Regions from separate parts of the Homo sapiens genome. Here region 1 is linked to region 2. Evidence: chromatin loops called from intact Hi-C (ENCODE). Cell type or tissue: PC-3. All regions are shown on one strand. Each heading gives the region's core, and the rest is flanking DNA. Links, peaks and the distances in the headings are about the cores only.

Region 1 (2,916 bases), core at 160-2,659, 58 kb before region 2:
GAGAGCATGTGCCTCCTAGGCAGACACTCCAGCCCCGCCCCGCGGGCAGGGATCTCCGGGACCCACCTTACGTGCAGCAGCTCCAAGAAGTGGCAGGATATGAGCTGACTATGAAAGGGGCTGCCAAAGGGCGCTCCCGAAGAATGGAGAAACTAGCATCCCAGTGTCCCAGAGTCCAAGGCAGTTCGTGTAGAGGATCCTATTCTATGAAGAAAAGGGCCGTTAACCTGGGCATTTCCTCCACACATACAGCCAGTCTAGAAATACTGGCTACCCAACCACAAACCTTTATTTTTTAATGGCTATTTTCTGAGTTATCTGGATAATCACCTGCTTCTCTCCAATTGCCTTTGCTTGTATAGACACAGCCCAAACAGTGCTATTTCCTGTTCTGCAGTCTTTCCTCTAGTGGAAGTCGGTGTTGGTTAGTGGTTAAGAGTGCCAGCTGTGGAATCTGGAGTTCCAGTCCCTGCCCTGCCACTTTCCAGCTGTCACACCTTGTCTAGCCTCTCAGCCAGCACTTCAGAACCCTCTTACACACAACAACAGCAACAACAGCAGCAAGCAGAAATTTCATGATCTACCTTGCAGAAATGCATTGAGAATGAAATGAGATGAGCTTGAAAATCAGGGCAGTACTGAGAATGAAACACGATATCTAGGAATGCTCTTAGCATGGGTCAGGCCCTTACCTGGCACTCAATGCCTGCTCTTCTAGAAAAAAAGCAGCTCTGAAAACAGAGGTTTTCAAACTCCTGTGGTGGTAAAACTGGACCTCACATGACAAGACATAATCTTGATTTATTCCACTTGCTAGGAATACTCTTCACTGAATGAATACAAATGCATTTGGTTACTGGGTATTTCCCCAGACCTCACTGGGCTGCTTGCAAATTAATAGCAATATGCCCCATTTTATTTTCCCAAAATTTCCAACAAAACCGTCTAGTCCCAAGGACTTCAGATAAAGAGTTGTTTTATCTGATAATATTAATAATTAGTGTGCTGAGATTATGCCCCAGGAGCAATAAGCTTCATGTCAGCAGGACCTCATCTGCGGTTTTCATGGCTGGAACCCCAGTCCTCAGAACAATGCCTGGCACTTAGTAGGTGCTTAGAAGTAACAACCACACGAATGGGCGAATGGATGAAAGAATTATTTCAGAGGACGGTGTTAAGGAGAACCAACTTGAAATCCCTTTTGACCCTTCAATAGTGGGTAGGGGTGGGGACTGCCTTAGAAAGCCAGGCTCAGTTGTAAGCACCAGTCCCATGATGGTGTTGATTGGTTTGGCTGGGAAATGAGCAGACAGTTGGAAGGAGAGAAACCAATGCCTCTCCATCTGTGAGGGTTCATGTTCGACAGACCTCCAGTTTGTGGAACTTCATGTTTCCCCTTGCAAACCGTGTGTGCATTTGGGTGTGTGCCTCAGATTGAGTCATCCGAAGATATACTGGCAAGGCATCACCACACTCTGCTCATTAAAAATGCTTCTGAATCTGTGGAACAAATAAATCAATATTTTTGGCTGCTCTCCCAACCGGATTATTCACAAAGCAGAGTGCAAGATAAGGAATTTATGAACGACTGCATCCCTGTGCCGCCTTTCCCAGCAGGGGAAAGCAGGGCCTGGGTTGTCATTCTGGGAAAATCTACCCCCCTTTTATGCCCAGCAAATAATATTTTATGGCCCTGGGTTTATGGTGGTGTTTTAATGATCTGCTGTAGAAAGCGGTTTTCTCTCCAGTCACTAGAATTTGTCAAGAAAGCCTGGAGGCCATAAAAGAGGGATGGGCCCCAGGGGCAAACAGGCTCCATCTTCTGAAATAAACTAATAAAGAGCCCCAAGATGTTTACTCCTTCACCTCAGAGTCAAGACCAGCAGGGCTGTGTGAGCAGGGCCACAGATGGAGCCCTAAAGAAGACAAAGAGGCCGGAAAGGGGTCGGGGGCTTCCTCACAACCACATGGCCACCGTCAAAGTAATACCATCTCTTTGTGCTGCCACTGGCCTGTGGGGGGCAAAGGCTCCTTTGAAATTAGAGGACATTTTTGGATTCTGGGTTGACTCCAGGAGGCTCTTTGAGACTCTCAAGCTCTCCTTGCACTGATCACTCACTATGCCCTCCTAACTTACTTATGTGTTATATGCCAATTATCCCAGCACCATTTGTTGAATAGGGTGTCCTTTCCTTATATAACACTTATGTGTTATGTGTTATATGTTATATTGACTATGACCATTTCATAGTCAATGGTGCTTTGTGGCGGGGGGGCACTAAATGGATGCTTTAATTTTGTTTCATTTTAGGGAACCTGTGGGTCAGATGGATGTGAGTCTGAATCCCAGCTCTGCCTCTTGCTGACTGAGTGACCCTGTAGTGGTCACCTACCCTTTTGAGCCTCAATTTTCTCACCTCTACAGTGGAGATAGGAAACAAATATATTAGGATTGTTCTCATAATTGAGATAATGTACAAAAGACCTTGGTCCAGCTCTGCCTATGGAGATAGCTTGATGAATGGCAGCTACTGTGATTATTTCTGCACTGTAAATGTCTGTTCCTGGGTCCCCTGGTGGAATCTGGAGAAAAACGAGGAGCCTGAGGAGAGTAGAGGTAGGGGCTGGGAAGAGGAGAGGAATGTGGCAATTATAGGATCACCGGCCATGCCTATATGACAGAATTCAACAAAGATGGGGCAGGTATGTGTTGAGATAATAATCGGTAATAAACAATCATAATAATTGCTGGCAACACTTACTGAGCTCTATGTGCCAGATGCTAGCCCTGTCTAAACTCTTTACATTCATTGCCTTGTTTCATCCTCACTACTTTGTGAGATAGATCGTATTATTATCTGCATTGTGGAGAAAAGGAAGGTTCAAAGAGGTCCTGATTTTGATAAAACCAAGCTG
Region 2 (2,916 bases), core at 218-2,717:
AGGATCTGGCTGGTCCACAATAGGGGCTGGGGAAGCAGCTGGTGGCCAGTTTCACAGACAGCAGGAGGTCTCCTCCAAATAAAAATCACAAGGATTTTAGATGCACTTGTTGAATGCCAGGCTGAAGTGACCTGTGGCCCCTACATTCCAGGGGTTACCAGCTGATGTGAATGCCTGTGGGTGAGATCTAGTCCTCCCAAAACATGCCACATGGGCAATGCCCTCCATAGCAGTTGTTTGAAAAGGACCTAGTGCTCGTCTCCCAACGATACATTAATTTTTCTCCTTTCAGATTAAATTTAAATAAATCATTTTGGAATTACTCTACTAATTGACTATTTGGTCAGTTGTTACAGGAGATGTAAATAGTGTGGCTTGATCTGGGTTTTTTGCAAATGAGACATGGCCTTTTCCCCTCTAAATGTGTCTACACAGTTACTCTTAATTTGCCCATTCATTGCCCCATGTGCCACACTTGCTCTCACTTAAGTCCCTATCTTCTGGGCTAGAAAACAAGGGCAGGGAAAAACCCCAGCCACACAGACATACGTGTGTCAGCAAGGAGCTAAGCATGGCCAAGGGCGGGGCTGGAGAGAAGGCATCCAAATTCTCTGTCTACCCCAGTTCTGACAATCAAAAGCTGGGTGTCCTTCGATGGGCCACTTGGCTTCTCTGGAACTCAGTTTTTCTACTTTAATAACGTGGGTGGCTTAGATGAGGGGTCCCAAATGTGCACTGTTCACATGGGTACCAGGCAGGCTTCTTAGGAGTAGAAGGCATGGTGGCAGGCAAACTGGGAGAGTTCCTGGGTCAACTAAAGAGACAGCCACCACCTCTCCCTCCAGCCAATGTTGTTTTTCAGAAATGGAGATCTCCAGCAGCCAGATCCTTCATTTCTCAAAAGAGAAACCCCAAACCTAGAGTTTTATGTGAACTACCAAATTCCTACATCTTGGCAACAAAATCAGATGTGTAAGACACCGTGCTATGCAGGTCAAACAAAATGCATCTGTTGATCTCTAAAGTAACTCCGGTTTTAAAACCCCATAATCCATACTTATTTATTACAGAAAAAGAGTGTGTATTAAACAGAGAACTGAATTTGGCTGCATAAGACAGGAGTTAGAGTCCTGGATTCACCACTGACTCAAAGAACCTATCACCTCGAGCATCTGATCTTTCTATGAAATGGTGTTTGCAATACCTGTCCTATGGTTCCACCAGTAGCCTGTGAGGACGAAATGAGGTCCCTCCTGCAAAAAAAAAGGCCTCTATGAAGGGTAGAATACCATGTCCTGGTTATTCTTATTATCCAGAAATTCTTCTCTTCACCACTGGGGACCCTGAGGCCTAAACCTGGAACTTAAGCAGCTGTCTCCCAGGCAGCTCTCCGAACACAAAATGCCTGAGACAATATGGAAACCAGATGCGGAGCAAATGCCGCCTTACCTTTTTTTTTTTTTTTTTTTTCCTGTGCTTTTGTACGTTTTCAAAGCCTTTCCACATTCATGGGCTCTGATATCAATAAACTCACAGCTGCTCTGCAAGGCTGTTATATCAGGTATTATTCTATTCCAGATGAGGAAACGGAGGCTCAGAGCTAAGAATGATTGGGTCAAGGTGCCAGAGAAAGTACATGGCACAAGATGGAAGCCCTGTGGCCTAGACTGCTGTCTGCTGGCAGTCCTCTCTGGGTGGTTGCCTGCTTTCAAAAGATGAACTTTCTAAATATAGGCTTAATGCACAGGGCCCTGTCCTCAGCGAGCTTTGCAGCAGCTGAAGCATCCTAGTACATGGTTTTGGTAGTGAGGATGGTAAAAACAGCAACAGCAGCTGCTTCTGGTCACCACCACCTCCTTTCTCTCTCTCTCTCTGCCCCCAACCCCCCTCCCCGACACACACAAGAGAGAGAGAGAGAGAGAGAGAGAGAGACAGAGAGAGAGAGAGAGGGGAAATACTATGTTAATAGGACACTTTTCTGTGGCTTCTTACTGCACATTGTCTGGACCATACTCTTTGACAGGACTTCCCACCTGGTCTAGCCTGGTCCTGTGCACCTTTGCCCTTTGCAACCTTCCCTGGGCTCATGCTCCCTCCCTCTCTGCTGAACCTTCTTGCAGTAATACTTGCCTCATTCCCTCCCTCTTTAAGGCCTTTGCACCACCTGTTTCCCCTCAGCTCAAGTGTCACTGCCTCCAGGAAGCCCTCCCTGAAGCCTCCATTCTTGGTCATATTCATCTCTCATAAAATCATGGTCCTTTCCTTCAAAGCCCTTATTCCCATTTGTGCTTGTATGTTTGGGTGTGTGATTATCTCACTTAGTTCCATCTCTTTCACTGAAATGTAAGCTGCTTGAGGGCAGGGCAATCAGCCCTTTGTATTCAATGTCACAACTCCAGCACCAGGGATGATGTGCAGTAACTATTTGTTGAACCAATGCATAAATAAATATGTGAATTAGGTAACATCTACCTCATGTAATTCTCTCCACACCCAATGAGATATTATGAATTGTTATTCATAATATGGATTCATAACAATGGATGTTATGAATTGTTCCTTGTTGCAGGGGATGGGGAGAAGACTGAGAGTCTGAGATGGTCAGTGGCTTGTCCAAGGTCACACAGCTAGTAAGAGATGGGGGAAGATTTGACTACAGGTCTGCCCGATTTCCAAATTTTCAAACAGATATAATTTAAGAAATAGGGGCCGGGCGCAGTGGCTCACGCCTATAATCCCAGCACTTTGGGAGGCCAAGGCGGGCAGATCACGAGGTCAGGAGATCGAGACCATCCTGGCTAACACGGTGAAACCCCATCTCTACTAAAAATACAAAAAATTAGCCGGGCGTGGTGGTGGGTGCCTGTAGTCCCAGCTACTCGGGAGGCTGAGGCAGAAGAATGGCGTGAACCTGGG

What was found. Peaks named below come from ENCODE experiments on the same cell type or tissue, not always from the same donor. Only the 100,000 strongest peaks of a DNase experiment are listed, where the experiment ranks them.
Region 1: it touches region 2 in a loop (4-fold over the local background); 4 of 110 quality-filtered maps call a loop at or near these places.

The regions. Positions count from the first base shown.
Region 1 is chr3:55,489,964-55,492,879 of GRCh38, forward strand. It overlaps a transcript of WNT5A not described here. Among named protein-coding and RNA genes, the nearest start is that of WNT5A-AS1, 3.8 kb to the left of the region's middle. RefSeq lists an enhancer at 552-2,269. In PC-3, for the core only: no CTCF peak of the experiment used is centred there; a DNase peak (open chromatin) is centred at 1,518; H3K4me3 peaks cover 499 bases; H3K27ac peaks cover 2,198 bases.
Region 2 is chr3:55,548,028-55,550,943 of GRCh38, forward strand. All of the region lies in intron 17 of ERC2 (ELKS/RAB6-interacting/CAST family member 2), which reads right to left. Among named protein-coding and RNA genes, the nearest start is that of ERC2-AS1, 58 kb to the right of the region's middle. In PC-3, for the core only: a CTCF peak has its summit at 1,366; no DNase peak of the experiment used is centred there.